Regions from separate parts of the Mus musculus genome. Here region 2 is linked to region 1. A link is a loop called in an ENCODE intact Hi-C map of the cell type or tissue named here. Cell type or tissue: heart. All regions are shown on one strand. Links, peaks and the distances in the headings refer to the core of each region. The heading gives the core; the rest is flanking DNA. Region 1 overlaps P2rx4 (purinergic receptor P2X, ligand-gated ion channel 4). Region 2 holds the start of Gm32988 (a long non-coding RNA gene).

Region 1 (11,351 bases), core at 1,207-9,206:
GGGATCCTGTCATCGACTCCTACCCTTCCTGGCTGTGCCCATGAGCAGAGATGCTGCCGCCGAATACAAGATGACCCCGGGTGAGCGAGGCCAACAGTACCACAAATATCATCCCTCACACCCAGCAGTGGGACAGTGCCATCATGGGTTCTCAGCCCCTGAGATAGTAAACAAAGAATGACCCAGTCTTCTGTGACAGAAGTTGCTGTAACAGAGTGCCACAAACTGTCTGATTTGCAAATAGAAATGCCCCAATTTTCTGGAGGCCAGGAACACCATTCCTGCAGATACTAGGTCTGCTGAGGTGTGCCCTCTCCTTCCAGGATGTCTAACACACAGAAGGAGCACAAAGCCACGAGTCCCTCTCTTAAGCCCTTTTGATAAGGCGCTTAAACCCATTCATGAAGGAGGAGTGCTTGTCCCCTCCAAGAGGCTCCGTCCCCTCGTCTTCTCAAGCCAGAGGTCCAGTTTCTAAAATGTGAATTTAGGGGGACCTACTCCCTAAAACTTCCAGTTCCATTTGATCTGTGTTTAGGCGACACCTAAAAAAAATCATTTCTATGTGAATGTATGTGTGTCTCTGGGTATGCACGTGTCATATGGTTGCCTGTGAAGGACAGGCAAATGTTATCCCCTGGAGATGGAGTTACAGTCAGTGGTGACACTACAGACATGGGAGCTGGAGACTGAACTCAGGTCCTCTGCAAGAGCAGCAGGGGCTCTTAACCATATAGCCACCCCCAGCCATATGATGTGACCTCTAAAAAAAACCAAAACAGCCCAGCAGTGGTGCTGCACGCTTTTAATTCCCGTACTTGAAGGCAGAGGCAGGCAGGTTTCTAGGAGTTCAAAGCCAGCCTGGTCTACAGCTTGAGTTCCAGGACAGCCAGGGCTACACAGAGAAACCCTGTCTCAAAAACAAACAAACAACACAAACCAGCGTCTCCTTAAAACCATTTCATAAGTCTTGCCCCCAGCGCCATAAGAAACAAAACCTCTTGCCAGAAGCAACGTGAGCTTTCCTGAGCATGGCTGGCTAGCCCACAGGAGGCTGTCACAGACAAATACTGACAGGAAGAGGCTCTCCAAAGCAAGGAGTCTCTTTAGAGATGGTGGAGGGTGCCGTGTGGGATGCGAGTGCCCTGTGGGTTAGGGCAGGACAGAGGCGGCATGTTGTTACAGCCAGAAAGCCAAGGCAAACTTTGAAAGGTAAGAAGAGGACTTATGCCGCTGTTGGGAAGTACAAGTTCTGGTCACGGATTTACCTCAGGCAGAGACGGAAGCAGCGGATAGAAAATCTAGCTGCTCCTGGAAGTGACCTTCACTGCAAGAATGTGCATATACATAATCTTACCAACAGGCAGATACCACACAAGGACCTCCCACCCCAGCCTTGTTTGGTGGCTCCGTTTGTATGCTGACAACTTTAATAATGTAAGGCGGATCCGGCTCACAAGCCGGGAGGCAGCACAGACAAGGATCTTTTAAAAACATTATTTTCTTTAATGTTTGGTCCTAGGTCATTTCAACACAGCCCTTATGAAAGGAAAAGCTAACCCTGCCTTTGTTCCGAGGACAACTTCTCTGGTCATAGGGAAGAGGAATAGTATCCCAGGCCTCCTGACGGCACCTGGGGGAGCCTCCTTCCTTATAAAGTGCTTGGACAGAGCTGCTGTGCCTCCAAGGACTGGGCCTGTCCGTAAGCCACAGCCGTGTCTCTGCTCCCATATTCCCCTTACCTCAGTACACTCACATTGTATAAGCAACAGGTGACCCAGCCAACAGCACACCAGAAATCCATTGTGTGTAGTGTGCAAATGACCCCCCCCCCATATGCACAATGAGATTAATAGGGTTTCTTGGATGTCTTGGAGTTTGAGGCCAGCCTGAGATGTGTACAATGAACCTGTAAAATGTAAAAATGCCGGAACTCCCGTGGGAAGTGGGTGCTGTTATGGACGTGTGGGATTCCAGCACCCCTGGAGGTTGAAGCAGGAGGATCTTGAATCTGAAGCCCATCTGAGCTGCAGAGCAGGACCCGGGCTCAAAACCCACAAAAAAACAATACAAGACGTGCTCGGGCAACCCTGAGTATTTGTGGAGTGGAGACCGAGTGAGACTCTGGAACCGTCTCTAGAGTGACAGACGCAGCAGCCAAGTCTCCCATATTTCTGCATCACAGGCTGAGTGGGATTGAAATGTAGGGTTAGGCATCACTGGTCCGTCTCTCCGGAAAGACCCTGCGAAGAGGGGTAAACGAGTGACTACCCAGCCCGTGTTGCCACCAGATCCCCAACCACCTACGGCAGGCAGCGGCTTGGTGCCTCTCCTGAGGGCTTGTGGGGAGATCTTAGCAACAGAGAGGTCTCCAGTTAGTTCTAGAGAGTCTCACAGTAAGGTACAAAACCCTCGTTCTGAGGATGAATGAAAGTACCATGTGGATGGAGATCCATTGTCACAGTCAAGGTGTGACAGTGATAAATAGAAGGTAAGACACAGCTGGGTTTTAAAGAGGGAGTCTATCTGAAGAGAGGAAAAGCCATGCTACTACAGGTGTAACTGCTGGGGTGATCAGCTGACCCGTGCCAGCCTCGGTAGAAGGGCCTTTGCTCGGTGCTCTCCGTGGGGACAAGGGACAAAGGCAAGACGCTCACACTTCGTGCCTGCGCTGGGTACAGGTGCTTACCTGCTCGTAGTCTTCCACATACTTATATTTCTTGTCCCGGTAGTAGTATCTCTTCTTCATACAGTAGAGGACTATGACGTCACACAGCACGGTCGCCTGATTTAGCACAGAATAAACCAGGATGCTTTATAAGACCCCCTTCCTCTGAGATCTAACCTACCAAGGAGGAATGGCATCTCCGTTTCTCTGCATCAGACTGGACTGAGACCAACCGGCTTGGTCTCAGAGGTGGGATTTCTAGGGAATCTTTCTCCTCACCCCAAACGGCATCCAGTCTAGAGTCAAGTCTGAGGTTTAGGGGAAGGCCAGCGCTTGCTCACTAAGCTGCTGACGAGTAAGAAAGGTCCAGACAAGGAAACCGCTCTAAAACACTCACCACCCCTAGGAGCGCCAAGCCAGAGCCAACATTGATCATGGTTGGGATGATGTCAAACTTGCCAGCCTGGCGGAAGACAGGAGGAGAACCAAAGTGTTCTAATGGGGGTGATGACAGAAAATAGGACAGTGGGAGGCTTTCTCTCTCCAAGCAGGGTTCAGAGGAGGGCCTACCTTTCCAAACACGATGATGTCAAAGCGGATGCCATATGCCTTGGTGAGTGTGCGTTGCTCATTGCCAGCAAGGTCCCTGTAGTACTTGGCAAACCTGGAGGAAAAGAGGGTAGGGTGGAGAATAAGTGCAGATCTTGGGGTCCCAGGCAGGGACTGTTAGCGCAGGACCCAAGTCCCTGAGCACAACTTGTCTTGGTTAACGAGTTGCTCCAGTGGCTTCGCAGACACCAAGCACCCTCCCCCCCCCAGGTCAGCCTCCTAGTTAATGTGAGGCAATGTAGCAGGAGGAGCCAGGACCCCTCCCGGAGGAGCAGAGGGACTCCTCTGCCACCAGCATCCTACCCCAGGATGGGAGCCCTTTTGCTCTGAACGGCCTTCCTGATGATACAGCTGGGTCATATCATCATCCCCTGCCTCTCTCCAGGGGACCCTGTGCACTAACAGAACTTGTCAGCCAGTGGGGATCTACAAGACTGCATGGAAGGATGGGGACTGAGCCAGCCCCGGGGCTCACAGCCCGGCTGGAGCTTGGCTCCAGGTGGGATACACCACGCCTCTGGGCTCCCCCCCTGGCTACCACCTGCCATTTTAGTCTCATTGGCTGGATTGAGATACACAATTGAGATAAGACACCAACTCAGCTCACCCTCCAGGCTACAGAATGCAAACCAGGGAAGTCTGTAATCCCAGCTGTCCCGGGAAACTAAAAGGTCAATTAGTTCCTAAATATGCAATATGGAGATTCTCCGAAGAAACCTTGCCCCTATCACCGCTCTGCCCGGCCCCAGCCTTAGTTAGCTTTCTATCAGAATCTCAAGTCTGGGATTTATCTGTGCCACAGCTTCTATGCTATTGGTCCAGGCTTGGGACCCTCAGGTGAGACTGGTGCTGGCTACGGTCTGGGTGTGTGTGAGATCCGTCAACTTCTCAGTTCTAGGATTCCAAGCTTTAGGTCTCCACCGTGGCCCCTAAGAACCCTGAGACAGAGACAGAACCATACAAATCTGACCCCACCCTGGTGTGGGGGTTGGGGGGAGTTCGAATAGCTGCCCTAGTCTCAAGAAAGCCTTCTTACTACCCCACGCAAATTTGATACCACAAGCTACCACTAGAGGGAGTCAAGGGCAACTTTGAAAACTGACCTAGCAAATAAATGCTCGTTAACTGTACACAGGATTTGGCTGCTTTTGAAAAATGGCAATGGTGTTCCCAGGCCTCGCTCACATTCCCAGGTGTCCTGGATTTAATAGTGTCCCTTCTCAAATTCATCTCCACCTGCAAAGGTGATCTTATTTTGCAGATGTAATTAGTTAAAGAGAGGTCATGCCAGATTAAGGTTAACCCTAAATCTAATGTTCTTGAAGAGAAGATCGAACCAACCCGGTCTACACAGCAAGTTCCTAGCCGTCCATAAATAGAAGAGAGAAGGTGGGTGTGGCGGGTGCACACCTCTAATCCCAGCACTTGGGGTGATGGTGGGGGTTCAGGAGTTTACGGCATCAGACCGCAGAGTTCACAGCAACATAATCCTACAGACTTCTGGTTTCAGAACTATCGAAGAATAAAATTCTGTTGTTTCGAGCTGTTCGGTGTCATCTGTTACTAGAGCCCGGGGAAACAGATACAGCAGCATCTTCAGCTGGCTAGTTTCAGTGCAGCCTCTTTTTTTTTTTTTTTTTTTTTTTTTTTTCTTTTCGAGACAGGGCTTCTCTGTATAGCCCTGGTTGCCCCGGAACTCACTTTGTAGACCAGGCTGGCCTCGAACCTAGAAATCCGCCTGCTTCTGCCTCCCAAGTGCTGGGATTAAAGGCGTGTGCCACCACCGCCCGGCTCAGTGCAGCCTCTTATATTTTAGTGAGACAGGTCTCAGGATGTGCCCTGGGCTTGAACCACATGTACGCATCCTCCCAACGCGTGAGCGGTACCTGAAATTGTAGCCAGGAGACACGTTGTGTTCTAAGTCCCGAGTGTCGAGGCGCCGGAAGGAATATCTGGGCAGGCAGTGGGAGGCAGCTCTGTCAAGGTTGCAGTCCCACTTGATCTGGATACCCATGATGCCTCCCTGTGGGGAAAGCAGGGGAGGCTTTCGGAACTCAAGCTCACGCTGGGGCCGGGATCCTGGGGCAGGTAAGATGCGAGGAAAACCATGCTGGCACCTACCTCCACTGCCATCTCCTGAAAGCTGTGGCCCGCATCCGCCACGATTTGGCCAAGACGGAATATGGGGCAGAAGGGATCCGTCCGCGCATTATAAATGCACGACTTGAGGTAGGAGGTGGTAATGTTGGGGAGGATATTCCTCCTGAAGTAGGGGAGGAAGCAGAGAGTCTGAGCAAGGGCAGCTTCGGGGAGAGCCAGAAGTTCTTTTTTATAAATCTTTTTTTTTTTTTTAATTTTATTTATTTATTATATGTAAGTACACTGTAGCTGTCTTCAGACACCAGAAGTGGGCACCAGATCTCGTTATGGATGGTTATGAGCCACCATGTGGTTGCTGGGATTTGAACTCAGGACCTTCGGAAGAGCAGTCAGTGCTCTTAACCGTTGAGCCATCTCTCAGCCCCCAGAAGTTCTTTTTAAGAGGCGCGTGAATGCCTATTGCCCGGCCCCCACTTACTTGCTGAAATTAAACTTGGGGTACCAGATGTTGTTCTTTACCAAGAGGGTGAAGTTTTCTGCAGCCTTTAAAAAAGCTGGCCTGGAAAAGGAATTGTACAGGTTATTACACACATGCGCATTGCGGTCGGTGCCACCTTTCCGACAGTTTACAGCGCCACTCTCGCAAGGAGAATGGGAACATCTGGCATTTTCTATCCTCTTTTGTGTCACACTAGGGTCACCAGGCCTTCCGGATCCTTCCTCTGAAGAGGCAGAACTTCCTGCCCAAAGCATTCAATGAAAGGGATGCTGGCTGTGGCCACCATGATTGCCTAGCATCTGCTGGCCTCCAGTTTGCCTTTAAGGCGTTCATGGGTTATGGATGCTCCTTGGATCTGGTTTTATAAGTCAAAACACAGAGGAGTTCGCCAGCAGGGACATTCTGACCTTGCTGTAAAGGAAACTATACTGCCAGAAAGCTCTAAGAGGTGCCACACCAGCCTGCGGCTGACAATACAAGGTGAGTCTGTCCCCAAGGGGACTCGTTTCTTGGGTGAATTTTTTTTTTCTGTAAGAATTCAGAAATGTGGGTCTGGAGAGATGGCTCAGCAGTTAAGAGCACTGACTGCTTTTCCAAAGGTTCTGAGTTCAAATCCCAACAACTGCATGGTGGCTCACAACCATTCGTAATGAGATCTGATGCCCTCTTCTGGTGTGTCTGAAGACACCTACAGTGTACCTATGTATATCAATAAATCTTAAAAAAAAGAAAAGAAAATAAGATGTAGGTCTGACCCCTCTGTGGAGGAGGCCTCTTCTGAGACAGACGAGACTTTTGAAGTTATAAATAGATTCAGTAATCTCAGCCCCTCATCAGCAGCAAAGCCACAGCGGGCCACCTGATGAGGGAAGTCCAGCCAGACACTTTCTGATGCTAAGAGAGGGCCTGGAGCTGATTCAAACTCAAGGTCTCCATTCCTTATCAAGAGGGAGGGGGTCACAACCGGGCTTTTCCACTAATGTCATTTTCGGTATCATACCTCCTAATACCAGTGCACCCCACAGGCAACACTTTTTAAAATTTTTTCCTTTTCAAAAAATGAAGTGAAATTCAACTAAAAAAAAAAAAAGATTAGCCATTTTAAAATGAGTCCCTTTAGTGAGATATTATGGCCCATCCCTGCTATCCCAGCACTGGGAAGACTGAGCCAGGAGGGTCACTGACTCCAAGAAAGTTCTTAGGTGAGCTTGATTCTTTTACAAGGCAAAGTAATATTCCATTGTATGGGCATACCACAATTTGTATGCATTTATTAAAGTTGAGGTGCTCTCACTTAACCCCCCAAAAAGTGATATTAAAACTTGTAGTTAATATTATTGTCTATGTAGGGTCTGTGGTCTGGAGCTTAGTCTTAGTAAGAAACACAAATCAGGGGGCTGGCGAGATGGCTCAGTGGTTAAGAGTGCCGACTGCTCTTCTGAAGGTCTGAAGTTCAAATCCCAGCAACCACATGGTGGCTCACAACCATCCATAACGAAATCTGATGCCCTCTTCTGGAGTATCTGAGGACAGCTACAGTGTACTTACATATAATAAATAAATAAATCTTAAAAAAAAAAAAAAGAAAGAAACACAAATCAGGAGGTGATAACCAAGATACCCCAAGTCAGGCTTTCCTCTTCAATCAAAAGGAAGGGACAGAAAAAGAGTGGATATATCTCTTTTGAGTGCTGTGTGGACATGCAGGCTTTATGTCTGTATGTATATCTGGAGGTGTCTTCTTCATGAACACAGTCTACCTCTGAGACAAGGCCTTTTATTGGCCTGGAGCTCACCAGTCAGACTAGGCCAGCTGGCCAGTGAACCCAAAGGATCCTGGCTTCCACATCCACAGCACTGAGATCAGAAGCCCGTGCCACACGCACAACCTTTTTATATGAATCTTCAGAGCTGACCTGAAACAGTGCTGTCTGGTATAGATACATTGTCAAACACAATCTAAGCCACATTGTGATTTCTTCTCCTTCTGATGTTTGGAGTTTTCCAGACAGGGTATCTCTGTGTATTCCTGGCTGTCCCAGAATTCACTCTGTAGACCAGGCTGGCCCCGAACTCATAGAGATCCTACCTGCCCTCGATTCCTGAGTGCTGGGGTTAAAGATGTGCACGATCACAGCCCAGCATGAATTATTTCTTCAGGGCCGGGCGTGGTGGCGCACGCCTTTAATCCCAGCACTTGGGAGGCAGAGGCAGGTGGATTTCTGAGTTCGAGGCCAGCCTGGTCTACAAAGTGAGTTCCAGGACAGCCAGGGCTATACAGAGAAACCCTGTCTCGAAAAACCAAAAAAAAAAAGAATTATTTCTTCAGACAGAGTCCATATATCCCAGACTGGTCCTAGACTTAGCACCCTCCTGCCTGAGCTTCCTGAGTGCTGAATCACAGGCACGCACCGGCATGACTGCTCTACACCATACTTCTGCAAGTTTTCTGGAGACCACATTTACACAAAAAAAAAAATCATCGTGTGCACAAGCATAGAGGGTCAGATGACCATGTGCACGTTGGTTCTCGCCTTCAACCATGAGGGTTCCAGGGCTAGAACTCGGCTCAGCTGCAAGTGTCCTTTTCTACTGATCCATCTTACTGGCCCAGTCAGCAGAGCTGGTTGGATTTATGTGTGTGTGTGTGTGTGTGTGTGTGTGTGTGTGTGTGTGTGTGTGTGTGTAAAACAGTAGCAAAAGAAAGAAAAACGTGCATCTCTGACTTTGAGAGGGAGCTGGGGTAGAGATATACAGGAGGAGTGGGAAGGATGAAGGGAGGGAAATTGTATAATTATATTATCATTTGAGAAGCTTTTTTTAAGTAAAGGAGAGGGTGAGAGTTAAGGGCTCTTTCACCTGAGCTCAGGTGGATCCCAGCTGCTTATAACTCCAGATTATCTGGATACCACAGGCACTTGATACACATATACATGTATTTTCTAAGAAGAATCTCTAAGAAATATAATTAATTAAATTTGTGTTTTTGAGAGAAGGCTTCTTTACATAGCCCTGGCTGTCCTGGAACTCACTACATAGACCAGGCTGGCCTCGATTTCACAAGAGATCTGCCTCTGCCTCCTGAGTGCTGGGATTAAAAGCATGCACCATCATGCCCTGCCTCTTTAGGAAATTTTAAATGAGCCAGGCGTGGTGTCGCACACCTTTAATCCCAGCATTTGGGAGGCAGTGGCAGGCAGATTTCTGAGTTCGAGGCCAGCCTGGTCTACAAAGTGAGTTCCAGGACAGCCAGGGCTAAACAGAGAAACCCTGTCTCAACCCCACCCCCACCCCCAATTTTTTTTTAAATGTAGAAAGAAAGTGACATTTAGTATATACTATCCCAGCATGTAATATGACTTGGATATATTATATGGCCAACATCAAATATGAATCAGGTCTTATGCCATGTGCCTTGGTCATAGTTTTTGGAACCTACAACATGTCACATCAGTAGAACACATTACTTTAGACCCAGTACTTCACAAACCTCAACAGCAGCAAGTGGCCAGCAGCCCCAGTGCTGGAGACTACAGTTACCAAAGATGCTTCCCGGGACCCATCATACCCCAGGATCCCTTCCTCTTGGTACTTCTCCTGTGCCTGAGCCACCAGGTTTCTCCCAGTGGTAGTTCATCCAGGCCGAGCGCCATAGCTTCCTGCTCCCCAAGTCTCACATAGGACTGAACACCACAGAAACGCAGGCTCCATGCAGGTCTCTACGCGCAGCCTCTGCCTCCACCTATGCTAAGCCCAGATGTGACTGGGAAGATGGTGTTCAGGGCCCCTAGAACCAGCTGTTGTTTATGACCTTGCTTTGACAATTTCCCCACCTCTTTTCCTTGGCAACAGAGTTCCCAGTCTCCTTTGGAAGCTAGGCCTCCCTCCCCCTGCCTTAGCCTGTACATTTTGGGCTGTACTGATGGCAGACCTAGCGCCTGAGGCAGGTATGGGACCCAAGTCCAAGCTGAGAAGCCATGCTTATGGGTTGAGGAGTTTCACGGGTGACACAGTGATGGACAGGTCTGGACTGCACATCCAGGATGGGAGACATAAGCCCAGGGATGCAGAGGAGGCTACCCTGAGGAAGGCAGAGGCAAGAGGAACCTGGTACTCTGTGATCCCCAGACCTAGCCTGGCTCAGTCTTTTCTGTGCTGATTGTGTGTGTGTGTGTGTGTGTGTGTGTGTGTGTGTGTGTGTGTGTGTCTGTGTGTGTGTGTGTGTGTGTGTGTGTGTGTGTGTTGGGGTTGGGGGTTATGTGGGCATGGTGCTTGAGACACCCAAAGCCAGGTTATGATAGCTTATGCCAGTGTTCCCAATACTTGGAAAGCTGAGGCAGGAAATGGACAGAAGCAGATGACCCCTGTGGGGTGAACTAGGGAAAGGCTGAAAGAGGCTGAGGAGAAGGGCGACCCTGTAGGAGGACCAGCAGTCTCAATAAATCTGGACCCCTGAGATCTCTCGAACACTGGTCCACCAAGCAGGTAGCATATTTCAGCTGATATGAGGCCACTAATACATATGCAGCAGAGGACTGCTGGGTCTATGTTCATTCAGAGATGATGCACCTAACCCTCAAGAGACTGGAGGCCCCAGGGAGTTTAGAGGTCAGGTGGGGTAGGGGGTGGGGACATCCACATGGAGACAGGGGAGTGAGGAGGAGATATGGGATATGGAACAGTCGGAGGATGGATGGGGGCGGGTGGATAAAATATAGAGTGTAAAAAAATAAATTTAAAATTAAAAAAAAAAAAAAGAGTTTGGGCTTGGCTGCTGCTGTGACTCAGTGGGTAAATAACTTGCTGCGATGCCAAAGGATTTGAATTCCATTCCTGGTCCAAAATGGTAGACGGAGGGGGCTGACTCGCAAGTTATTTTCCAAACTTCATAATTATACACATACAAATGTAATTTAAAAAATATCAAAAAAATTCAAAGCCATCCCGGAGTACATATTGAGGATCTTTAAAAAAGATACAAGACCAGCAGGATGGTGGTCACACGCATCTTTAGTCCCAGCACTCGGGAGGCAGAGGCAGGCATAGCTCTGAATTTGAAGCCAGCCTGGCCTACAGAGTGAATTCAAGGATAACCAGGGCTACACAGAGAAACCCTGTCTGGGGAGAAAAAAAAAACAAAAAACAAGACCATACCCCAGGAACTGTTTCCTGTTGGTTACCTCCAACTGACTGTGCTCCAGCACACGTAAGTCACCTGCGGCCTTGTCACAAGTGACAAACCCTTGTGGCTTCCTCGCTCTGTGGTTGACAACCACCCTCTCATTGAAGAATGGCCCTACTCGTGACCCGACTCATGGAACAAGAGTGCACACAAAAAAATATCCAGCACAGGGGCTCACCTCACCCTCTCTGTCACCTCCCTCCAGGCTGAGAACCAAGGCTAGGGGAGCCTGGGGTAGGACTCACGTTGGCACACCAGCGTCATTCTCCACTGGGCACCATGCGGCCACCTCACAG
Region 2 (11,351 bases), core at 1,301-9,300, 98 kb after region 1:
CCTTGTTGGAGTAGGTGTGTTACTGTGGACGTGGGCTTTGAGACCCTCATCCTAGCTGCCTGGAAGCCAGCCTTCTCCTAACTGCCTTCAGAACAAGAGGTGGAACTCTCAGCTCCTCCTGCACCATGCCTGTCTGGATGCTGCCATGCTCCTGCCTTGATGATAATGAACTGAACCTCTGAACCTGTAAGCCAGCCCCAGTTAAATGTTGTCCTTCTAAGACTTGTCTTGGTCATGGTGTCTCTTCACAGCAGTAAGACCCTAACTAAGACAGTTCCCATTAAAGTCTTTCTTCTCACTGCCCATCTTATGGACTCAAGCCGTTCCCCAGGTACTTACACCCATCATCTCTCTTGCTTTTTGCTTACCCACCCCCCAGTAACACTCTCCCACTTAGCATCTACATGCCCTGACCGTTGCCTTCCCTTTAGGCTCTACCTACCACTCAGCAGCAGCTCTGATGAAGAGCAAGTTGAATATCTGTATTGTTTCTCTGAAATGCACATTTTAAATCTCAAGTGTCCCTGGGGTTGCTATTCACAAAGAAAGAGCTCTGATTGCCTAATTCTCATTAAGGGAATTGTGTGAGATTTCTAAGAATAAACACCATGCCCAAAGTCCAATGAACTGCAACTATTAACATGATGATGGTGTTGATGATGATGATGATGGTGGTGGTGGTGATGATGATGGTAATGACTATGATGACAGTGATGATGGTGATGATAGTGATGGTAATACTGATGATGATCATGGTGATGGTGGTGGCAGTGATGATGATTGTGGTGATGATGGTGATGAGCTATAAGTTCTTGGAAAACAAGGATAGTGACCAGTCCATATCCAGGTTCAGAATTCCACTATTTATTGTTTAATTGTTGCAAAGACTAGTATATATTTTTTCTGCCATGCATGCCCGTGGTGGTTTGAATAAGAACGGTCCTTATAGGTTCATATTTGAGTGCTTAGTCACTGGAGTGGAACTCTTTGAAAGTCTCCCATTCTCTCTCTCTCTCTCTCTCTCTCCTTTTGGATCAGGATGTAGCTCTCAGCTGCTTCTCCAGCACCATACTTGCCTGCTACCACACTCCCCACCACGACGATAATGGCCTCTGAAACTGTAAGCAATGCTTTCTTTGATAAGGGTTGAGTTGGTCACAGTGTCTCAGCACTGCAATACAACAGTGACTACGACTATGCCCTGCTTCCCTTTCCAGCCTCAACCTGAAGTCAATAGACCCTGGTGTGGCCAGACTGTTGGCTGGCTGGAGGCTAGTCATGACTTCTCTATGAAGACTAGAAAGAGGGGTGGAGAGATGGCTCAGTGGTTAAGTGCACCGGCTCCATCTTTGGGTTACTGTGCAAGGTGCTGCTCTAGGCAAGTTCTCTTTTGCAAGGATGTGTTTGGGCGACTGTTTTTTGTTTTTGTTTTTTTTTTAACTCTTTGGGGGTAAAAATCTAAGAGCAGAATTCTTCCACCACACCATCACCAGCTCATGGCAGCTGTTCTAAAGACCTTCCCTTTACCATTGCTTCATCATGGTTTGCCCAGAAAGTACCACTTGGCACATTTAGGCATTCAAAACATACATTAATTTAAACCATCATTTTGCTTTATTTTATTTTATTTTATTTTATTTTATTTCTGAGGCAAGATCTTCCGTTGCAGAGCTGAGGGTCCTGAAACTTTCTATGTAGACCAGGCTGGGATTTTTTTTTTAATTAAAAAATGATTATGTCTATTCAAATGAGAGCATGTGGCATTTGCAAATGAGCCATAGTGTGCTGGGCCGTGGGTGTGTGGGAAAGAGGGGAGTGGGAGAGTGCCCGTGTCCCACCAGAGTTCTGGTGCTCTGGGTAGGCAGATGAGGGAGGACTGCCAGACGATTTCCACATGGCCCGGGGTGGGCATCTGGCTGTGTTAGGCCACTGACCCCACATGGCAGGTGGTGGACAAGGGGCAGCCCCAGGTACCAGGTTCTCAGCCTCAGGCATCCCACACTGGATATGGCAGAGGAACTGAGAACAGAATAGGGACCCCAGGGTGGCACTCAGCCCCGGGGATAAGGAAAGGCAGGATTGGACAGGGGGAGAGGGGGTGCTGGGTGGTTCCCACACAGGCGAGAGTCCTTAGTCCGGGTCCATAGGAAGACCTTCTGATGGGAAGTTAGACAGGGCTTGTTAGGAGAAAGCCTGTCCCATCGTTCAAGCATGGTGGGCCTTCATGATCAGAGACAGTCTATGGTTTTAGAGCTTTATTGTAGAAAGTCAGGGTGAAAGAGAGAAGGTAGAAAGAGAGAGAGAGAGGCCGGCCATGGCCACATGGAGAGAAAGGGGGAAGAGAGAGAGAGAGAGAGAGAAGGAAGGCTAGAGAATAAGAAAGGTGAAAGTTTAAGAGAGCGAGGAGGGGCCAAGCAGCCCCTCTTATAGTGGGCTGGGCTATCTTGCTGTTGCTAGGTAACTGTGGAGAGGAGTCTAGTCAGAATGCCAGAAACTTGGGATATTGTCTACGTGACTGATAGCCATTTGCCCCTCCTGTGAGGGGCTGTAGGGGCGGTAACTTTGACAGGAGCCAGGGGTCCAGGAGAAACGATCAAAAGACTTCCTTCCCATGTAGGTGGAAATTACCACCCACCGGGTCCCACTGGGGTTCAAGACCTAAGCTCAACTGGAGACCAGGTTGTCTGTGCATAGCCCATAGCCCCACAATAGTGTGTGTGTGTGTGTGTGAGTGTGTGTGTTGAGGTCAGAGAATAATCTGTGGATGCCATCTCTTTCTTTACTCCCACTGTATGGGACCCAGAAATTGAGCTCATGCCTTCAGGTTTGCTGGTGTGTGCCATTTCTCTCAGTGAACTCTTACATAATAGTTTCAATACAAGTCACTGTGATGGTTTGCCTTATTTTGAATTTTGGTGGTAGAATCTTTACTCTGAAGTTGAACTCAAGAGAGTTCAAGTCTAGCGTCCGAGTTTATTGACTGTTTGAGCCCAGATAAGTGTCTTAACCTCTCTGAGCTTTGGTTTCCTAGCCTACCTTACAAAAGATACAAGAGAGGTACGCACCTAGCACCCAGCAGAACGTAGGGCCTTGGGTCTGGGGGCAGCTACTCCGGTTTATGTCAAATGACAAGAACTCCAGTCAGTTTGAGGCTCTCTTAGCTTCTTTGCTCTAACAAAAGCTTCCTGAGGAAGAATGGGTTTATTCTGGATCACAATTTTGTGGAACTGTAAAAGGCAGCCTGTTTTGGTTGAATGAGGCTTGCTCCAGTGACCCAGTAGAGACAAACCCACTAGGAAACTCTACAAGAGACAGAACAGTGAGCCACGTTCCCAGAGACAAGTGCCTGACACCACAGAGCCCCCCAATTCCATAATTCTGTGACTATAAATCATGCAGACAATGTCTCAAACTTCTAGCATTCTGGCTAGAGTCCATCCCCACAGTTACCTGACTATAGCCAGGTATGCTCCTCCCTACAGTTACCTAGCAACAGCAAGGTAGCACAGTGCACTATAAAAGGGGCTGCTTGGCCCCTCCTCACTCTCTTTAAGCTCTCACCTTTCTTACTCTCATCTCCAGCTCTCTTTTTCTCTCCCTTCCCCCTTCTCTCCACATGTCCATGACCTGCCTCTCTGTTTCTTTCTACCTTCTCTTTTTCTCCCTGCCTTTCTACAATAAAGCTCTAAAACCATAGACTGTATCTGCTCATCAAGGCCCACTGTGCTTGAATGATGAGATAGGCTTTTCCCTAAAGAGCCTCATCTAACCTCCCGCTGGAAGGAAGGCCTTCCTGCACTCCAGCCACAAACAGGACCAAGGACTCTCGCCTGTATGGGAACCACCCAACGCCCCCTCTCTCCCTGCCTTCTCCCTTTGACCCAGGAGCTGACCAAGCCGCCCCCGGGGCCCCCATTTGTTCTCAGCCCTTCTGCTGTGTCCAGCAGTGTCTGGGATGCCCAATACTGAGAACCTGTTACCTCTGGCCTCCTTTAGGCCCAGAGATCTAAGACTGTCCCTTGTCCACCCTCGTGGGCTAGGTCCATAGCTTCCCACATTCAGACACCCACCCGGGGCTACATGGAAAGGGTGTGACAGTCCTCCTACATCTGCCCGCCCAGAGCACCAGAACTCTTGTGGGACGGGGGTTTTCTCCCACTCCCTTTATTCCCCCATGCCCACTGCCCCGTTAAATTTGAAGGTGAATCTTTGATGGCAGGGAGAGTCGAGGCAATGGGAGCCTGTGGCACGGGGACACATCGAATCCACACTCTGAAAGCAGAGAGATAAGAATGGATATGCGGTTAGGAGCACTGACTGCTGTTCCAGAGGTCCTGAGTTCAATTCCCAGCAACCACATGGAGGCTCTCAACCATCTGTAATGGGATCCGATGCCCTCTTCTGGTGTGTCTGAAGACAGCTACAGTATACTCATATACATTAAATAAATAATATTTAAAATGAAGGAGGAAAAGGAGGAATACGCTCAGCTCCCGTTCTTTCTCTTTCTCCACAAGCCCAGCCCTGGGAATAGGGGCCATCCACAGTGGGAGAGTGTTTCTACACTGGTGGGCCAAGTTAGGATGACCCCATCCCACCCCCACCCTTGTGGATGTGCACAAATACAACTATTGCAGGAGGTTCTAGATTATGTCAACTTGACAGCCTACACTAGCCATCACAGGTAGCAAAGGAGAGAGAGAGAAAGAGAGAGCAAGAGCGAGAGCAAGAGCGAGAGCGAGAGCGAGAGCGAGAGGGAGAGGGAGAGGGAGAGGGAGAGAGAGAGAGAGAGAGAGAGAGGGGGGGGGAGAGAGAGAGATCCCAGACTGGAAAACCCTGAGAGTCTGAGCAGACGACCCTACATAGGTTCATCCTCTCTCTTGTTATGCAGATCAGAGATTAGTCCCCAGTTCAACTGTCTGCTCAATCCAAGGAGAGCTAACTCTGTGCCTTGGGCTTGCTTGTTGTCCAGGAGCTATGGGCATGACCAGCAGAGGGCAGCAATGCACCAACATTCAGTATGGCATCTGCACTGTTTTTGTCTGACCCTGGCCAGGAAAACCTGGTGAGATAATAATGCAGTATGTCACTATTTCCAGATAAGGTTATTTTACCCTCAGTGCACAGTAGAACAAGGTCTTCCCACTGGATACAGATGAAAAGGTTGGGTCTCCAAAACCTAAGGAACGGAACAAGGCTCTGTCTAAACCATAGACTCATATACAGGGTCACAAGCGTCCCAAATTTAGACAGCATTGAAAGGCATGACTGCTGTGTCTGGGCTGCAGAGCATTGGTGACCTTTTACCTGTTTTACGTCTCACAAAGCTCTTTCTGAGTGTCGATATGAGAGAATTTGCATCCTAACCATCCCAGTTTACAGGTCAGAAAACTGAGGCCCCTAAAACTCATCTGCTTCACCACTTGGCTTGATCTTAGAGGTTAAGAGTGGATTCTCAGGAATAGAAGCAGAATAGCAATGCACTCTAGATGTCCTGTAGCATGTTGGTTTTTAAATTTTAATTTAATTTTATAGGTGTGTATACCTGTGTATGTTTATGTGCACCGCATCTGTGTGTACCATGCGTAGGCAAATGCCCAGCAAGCCCAGAGGGCATAAGACACCCTGGAACTGAAGTTGAGGATGGTTGTGAACTGCCTGGTGTGGATGCTGGGAATTGAACTCGGGTCCTTTCCAGGAGCAGCAAGTGCTTTTAACCACTCTCCAGCCTGTTTTTAGTTATGTGCATATATGCTAGTTTATGTCCCGTTGTGTATGTGAGTGCAAGTTCCTCTCAGAGGCCAGTGTGGGATCCCCTAGGGCTGCTGTTACAGGTGGTTGTGACACACACACTCAGTGTGGGTACTGGCAACTGTGCTCAGGTCCTCTCTCTAAGAGTAGCAGTGCTCCTATCTGCTGAGTGGTCCTCTCGGCTCCTTGTGGAGTGTTTTGATGCAATAATACAAGATAATTTCTAGCCCAGGTATCAGCCCTGCCTTCAGATAATTAGGCAGGCTGCTTCTCTGTCTCAGCGCCTGCACCAGCGCTTAACGATTCCTTCTAGAACTGAAATCGCTTTTGATCAATCACAGTCCTCAGAGGATTATCATTGGAACTCGGCGCCAGGAGCAGCTTCCCACCACCCTCTGCTACCCACTCCACCCTCTGCTACCCACTCCCTGTTGCTAATGGCTGTTTGGCCAGTTTGCATGTGCAATGTCTTCAGCAGATGCCTGGGTAGGAGAGGATGATGTAATAGCAAAGCTCGACTCAAATTAGCTCCAACATAAGGAACATGTAACTTGGATGTAACAAGCTGATTGCAAGGTGGTGTGGTCAGCCGTTCACCAACTTCCAAGGGGCTGGAACCCATTTGCGCTCTCATTTCATTGGCCAGAAGTGTCACATGACTCCGCCTAACCCAATCTCAAGCCGGGACAATGAAGTTGTCATAAAGACTTAGACCAGGTTATCAACTAGAGACTTGATTTTGTGGGAAAGCGATTAGTAGTGTCTTGGTGATCCCCGGTGCCGTTACTGTAGCTTACAGGGAGCAATAACCTGTTCTGACACTGTGGTCCCTACCTTCAGGAGTGAGGGACTAGGAGAGAACCAAGTCCGGGTCCTGGTCTCCCACGGGCCCTGGGTTGATTATACCAGACTTGCTTTACTTCCTTTACATCATGGCTGCTTGTCTCTTTCTCATGGTGGAGATTTTGACAAAGCAAAGAAAAAGCACAGGCCTGATATCTCAGGAACCCGCCATTCAGAGGTGGCCGCTATGCTTCTGACAGTCCCCACACCACAATCCCAACTGTTTTCTAGAGATTGGGGTTCAAGTGCAGCGTCTCCTGGTCGTCCATACAGCCCCAACGCTGCAGTATGTGATTCAGATTCTCTGTGTACCAGGAACTCTCAAACCGCTTCAATGAGACCCAGGGATGTTGAATCCAGGAGGCTCAACGTGGGGGACGCAAATGTCCATTTGAACAGAGGAAGAGTGTTTAAAGGAGGCCTTGCCCAAAAAGAGGGCATGCCTCAGGACCACTGTAAGTAACAAACATCTTTTTCATGAGAGGAAGGCTCACTCAGCATTCAGGCCCTTTCCTGATAACATCAGCCAACCGTCCTCGAGAAGACTATTATTAATCCTTTGTCCGTACCTCTTTTTCCGGCCTGTTCCCCGGTTTCCAGTGATTGGTTCCCAGAAGGTGGGCACATGACCACATCAGGCCAATCAGGACCAACGAGGTTCAATTTCATTTGGTAGGAAGGTCTGCAAGGGCAGTCCTGTTGGATATGAGGCTAAATGGAATTCGAGAGCTGGCAGTTATCTTGCCATTATGAATACATTGGTTGCTTATCTATAGGGCCAAGGGGTTGGAGATGAGGCTCAGTTCGTAGAGTGCTTGCCTAGTCTGCACAAGGCTGTGGGTTTGTTCCCCTACACAGAATCAACCTAGGGTGGCGGCACTGCTTGTAATGGCTCGACTTGGGAAGTACAGACACGGGTATCAGAAGGTCAGCTATGCAGTAAATTCAATTGTCATTTTTCTATGTATGGCTGTATTTTTAGGTAGGGTCTTTCCATGTAGTTCATATGGCATTGAATTCACGATCCTCTTGCTTCAGCCTGGTGAACACCGGGCTCTCAGGCATATACCTCATCGCTACTCGGTTGCCTATCTTTGCATATTCAAGTTTTAGTTCATTTCTGTCCTGTGGGTTGGCAGGGCAGCTCAGTGCTTGCTGTACAAGCACGTATGACCTGACTTCCATCTCCCAAACCCCACAGTGGAAAGACAGAGCCGACCCCCAAAAGGATAGCCCCTGGCCACACACGCCTGTTGTGACGTGCGCGCTCCTGCATGCAAACTCATCAGACACACAATAATTATAAGCGAACTAAACATTTCGGTCTCGTGCAACAAAAGCTGGATTCCATTTTGTTACTAAAAGTAAAGGGGAAACGGATCAGAATTAAGTCAGCGAGGGTTTGGAGGGGGGGGCTTGCTGTGTCCCCGCCAGCAAGCTGTGCGGTCGACCAGCTCAGCTCTTCCTCTCTCCAGGCTCTATGCTGGGAAGTAGGGGAAATAACCCACCCATACCTTTGGGGGGGGCGCGGGGGGCGGAGGGCGTGGTTGACTCTGTAGCTGATAGTGCTTCATGAATGTGATGAGAAATAAAAATGTAAGAAAAAAATTCTTCTGAAATGTCAGGGATAATTTTAGAGATCCCAGAAGGGCTTCAGAAGGGCGGCAAATCAGAAAGTAATCCCATGCGCTGCAGGAGCTAACTGGCCACGGGAAGGAGTGAGGTGACTGGAGGGATAAGAAAGCTCCCCTACTTCCCTTTTATTATTATTTTTAGCTCACTTTGTAAACCAGGTTGGCCTCGAACTCAGAAAACCGCCTGCCTCTGCCTCCCAAGTGCTAGGATTAAAGGCATGCGTCACCACTGCCCAGCGTTCCCCTACTTCCTATTGGTTCCTTTTCAATCTCTTTCCCTTACATTACATTAACAATGTAACCACTGGGCCCTGCTTTGTGACACGTAGCTCACGTTTCCTCCTGGGATTCTGATTCTAAGAGCACCGTGGCCTCCAAGTTCACGCTAAAACCACCCCTTCTCTTGCCTGGGGACCAACCTGTGCAGCCCTTCTGCTGTCAGATCTGTGATTTCTTTTACCTGTGCACCCTGAACAGGAGGCCAAGTGCCTTTGGCTAACTGATGGCCGGCAGAGGCACCACCCACCCTCCCCTTGCCCTGCCCACTATCCCTTTCTTCTTGGTTGGAACAATCTTGTTCCCTTATATTGGAACTGCCGTTTTTTGTTTGTTTGTTTTTGTTTTTTGGAAGGCTGTGGAATATCTAGGAGGTGGAGCTTGGCTTGAGGAAGTGCACCACTGGGGGAGGGGCCTTGAGGTTGATAGGAAGACCCCTCTTCCTATCCTTTCTCTTCCTGATTGCAGGTGCAGCGTTACCAGCTGCCACACCCAAATAAACTCTTCCTCCCTTAAGCTACTTCTCATCAGGTATTTTGGTCATGGAGACAAGGAAAGGAAAGAATATGAACTTCCAACCCTTTACAGCTCCCTTCCACGGTCACTCCTTCCTTGGTGTTTGCTTCTTATTGGATCCAGATGGCTAGAGCTTTTCTCTTCGTGGAGTGAGCACAAGGGGATTTCAGCCATCCAAACTCATGACCCTCTGCTCCCAAAGAGACAGAGTTCCACTCTGTCGTGGTTAGGACCCCAGGTTTAGGATCAGGCAAGTCAAAGTAAAAGGGCTACTCGCAGTCACGTGACCCTTAGGCAGCCTCTTTGCTCACTCTACATCTCCTCTTCCCCCAGCTCCTCAATCAGTGATTCTCAGTCAGGACAGACCTTGGCACCTCCCATCCCCCAGACATTTGCCATCAGAGGGTGATAACTCTATGTCACAATGGGTCCAAACAGAAGCATGGAGGAGAGGCCCGAGATAACTGCTGAATATCCAACAGTAAAGAAAGAGCCCTCTGCAATGGACTGGTCAGCCTCAGTGTCCACCACGGCAAGGTTGAAATGTCCTGTGTTAAATGGAGATATTCATGGGCGCTACTCGAAGAGCTTGTCTTCAGAACCGAGGGCTCATCCCTATCTGTCATTTCTGCCTCCTTTCAGTTTCCTGAGTCCATGAGGGCAGAGGCCAGATGACTCTCAGCCAATGTTCTGCATCATCAGTAGTAATGGACATGGGCAGAGTTGAGCAAATATTTTTATTTGTTGAAATATGGGTCAAGTCTTTCCAGCCTCTGGAACAAGGTCCGAAAATAAGTGAGTCTCAGTATTTGTTGAATGGCTGGTTCTGTTTGTTTGTTTGTTTGTTTGAAAATTTCATTACTGTTGGCACTCTGTCTGGACTCCACCCCCACAGTTACCTGGCAACAGCCAGGTATGCTTCTCCCTACAGTTACCTGGCAACAGTCAGGTAGGCCTGGACCACTATAAAAGGGACTGCTTGGCTCCTCCCCTCTCTCTTGCCTCTTCTTACCTCTCTTGCCCTCTCGCTCTCCATACCCTCCCCCCCCCCCCCCGCTCTCCACGTGTTCATGGCTGGCCTCTTCTCTACTCTCTCCCTCTCTCTGCCTTTCTCTGACTCTACTACTCTCTTAACTCCCCTCCCCATGCCCTGAATAAACTCTATTCTATACTATACCGTTGTGTGGCTGGTCCCTGAGGGGGAAGGGATGCCTTGGCATGGGCCCTCTGAGACACCCTCTTCCCCCACACCTCCCCACACCCCTATAGAACATATCTTACTAGCTCTTTATCGTTTTACGATCACAACAATTACCCACTAATGTATGTGCTTTGGGAGACTTGTAAGAGACAGGCCTGGTCTTCTTTCTCCTTGTGTTCTCTGACAAGGTAGATGGTTCGTCAAAGAAATGACTTCCAAAGGCCCAAGACCTCTGTCAGCCAACCATGGAGCAGGGAGCCAGAAACAAAGTCATGGAGAGTTTTGGATAAAAGTCTTGCTGTTTAGGGGAAAAAGAAAAAGAAAAAAGAAAAAAAAAAAAAAAAAAAAAAGGAAACCAGGCCAGGCTTTGTGTAGCTTCACTGTGAAACAAGAGCTGTTTTCTGGGCCCAGAACCTGCTGTGTCCCATGTTTAATTTCTTCCATCTGTCTGGTATCTGACCTCTGCTGCCCTCTAAGCCATTGCCACATATTGTCTGCCTATGTTCCCATATAAGGCCATCTCTCTCTCTCCCTCCCTCTTGTCCTCTCCCTCTCTCTCTCTTTCTCAGGGTTGGACAGCAACACTGCTAGCTTCCTCCCCCCTCCCTCCCCCTGCCTTCCCTGGCAGCCTCTGCTGCCTGGATGGCCGGCTGAGAGTGGGAAGGGGCAGGGGGCTGCCAAGGAATGCGATCGGTTTATTTTTACTCCAGCTGAATTCTTTGCTTGGCCCGCAGGCCTCAGCCACTCGGGGATGTCACATGCCGATAAGCTAGTGGGGTGACTAAGATCTGTGGCTCAAATCTACAACACCCCAGGTGTGAGCCTTCGTCATGGAGTTGGGGGCAGAGGGGAGGGAGCAGGCAAGGGACATTGAGGTCATGGGATTCGCTTGTTTCCATTGCTCTGGGTCCTGTTCCCAGAAGGGCAAGTTTGGTCCTTCTGAGAAGCAATGTCAGGGCCTGAGATCTGTAACCACTGAGGCCCATCTCTGGGCAAAACTCAACACCTGCTAGGACATGGGGGTGAAGCTAGGTATCCGAGTGAACTGAGTAGCCTTGTGACCCTTTGAGACCTCACTCTGTTTTCTTCTCTATCAAAATAGCAACAGTACATTTGTTTGACACTATTCT

The links. A loop is a pair of places that touch in the nucleus more often than their neighbours do. Peaks named below come from ENCODE experiments on the same cell type or tissue, not always from the same donor. Only the 100,000 strongest peaks of a DNase experiment are listed, where the experiment ranks them.
Region 2: it touches region 1 in a loop (2.6-fold over the local background); 9 of 42 quality-filtered maps call a loop at or near these places.

What each region holds. Positions count from the first base shown.
Region 1 is chr5:122,719,176-122,730,526 of GRCm38, reverse strand. It overlaps P2rx4 (purinergic receptor P2X, ligand-gated ion channel 4), which reads right to left. Exons shown (of 12, transcript NM_011026.3): 5 at 11,301-11,351; 6 at 5,853-5,933; 7 at 5,396-5,537; 8 at 5,161-5,297; 9 at 3,236-3,329; 10 at 3,063-3,128; 11 at 2,687-2,782; 12 at 789-2,240. The coding sequence ends at 2,214. It also overlaps a transcript of Camkk2 not described here. Among named protein-coding and RNA genes, the nearest start is that of P2rx4, 17 kb to the right of the region's middle. In heart, for the core only: a CTCF peak has its summit at 4,343 (motif pointing right); no DNase peak of the experiment used is centred there.
Region 2 is chr5:122,621,085-122,632,435 of GRCm38, reverse strand. Gm32988 (a long non-coding RNA gene) reads right to left here and starts at 8,334. Exons shown (of 3, transcript XR_387697.3): 1 at 7,164-8,334; 2 at 5,115-5,179; 3 at 4,153-4,272. In heart, for the core only: a CTCF peak has its summit at 4,994 (motif pointing right); a DNase peak (open chromatin) is centred at 5,005; H3K27ac peaks cover 4,805 bases.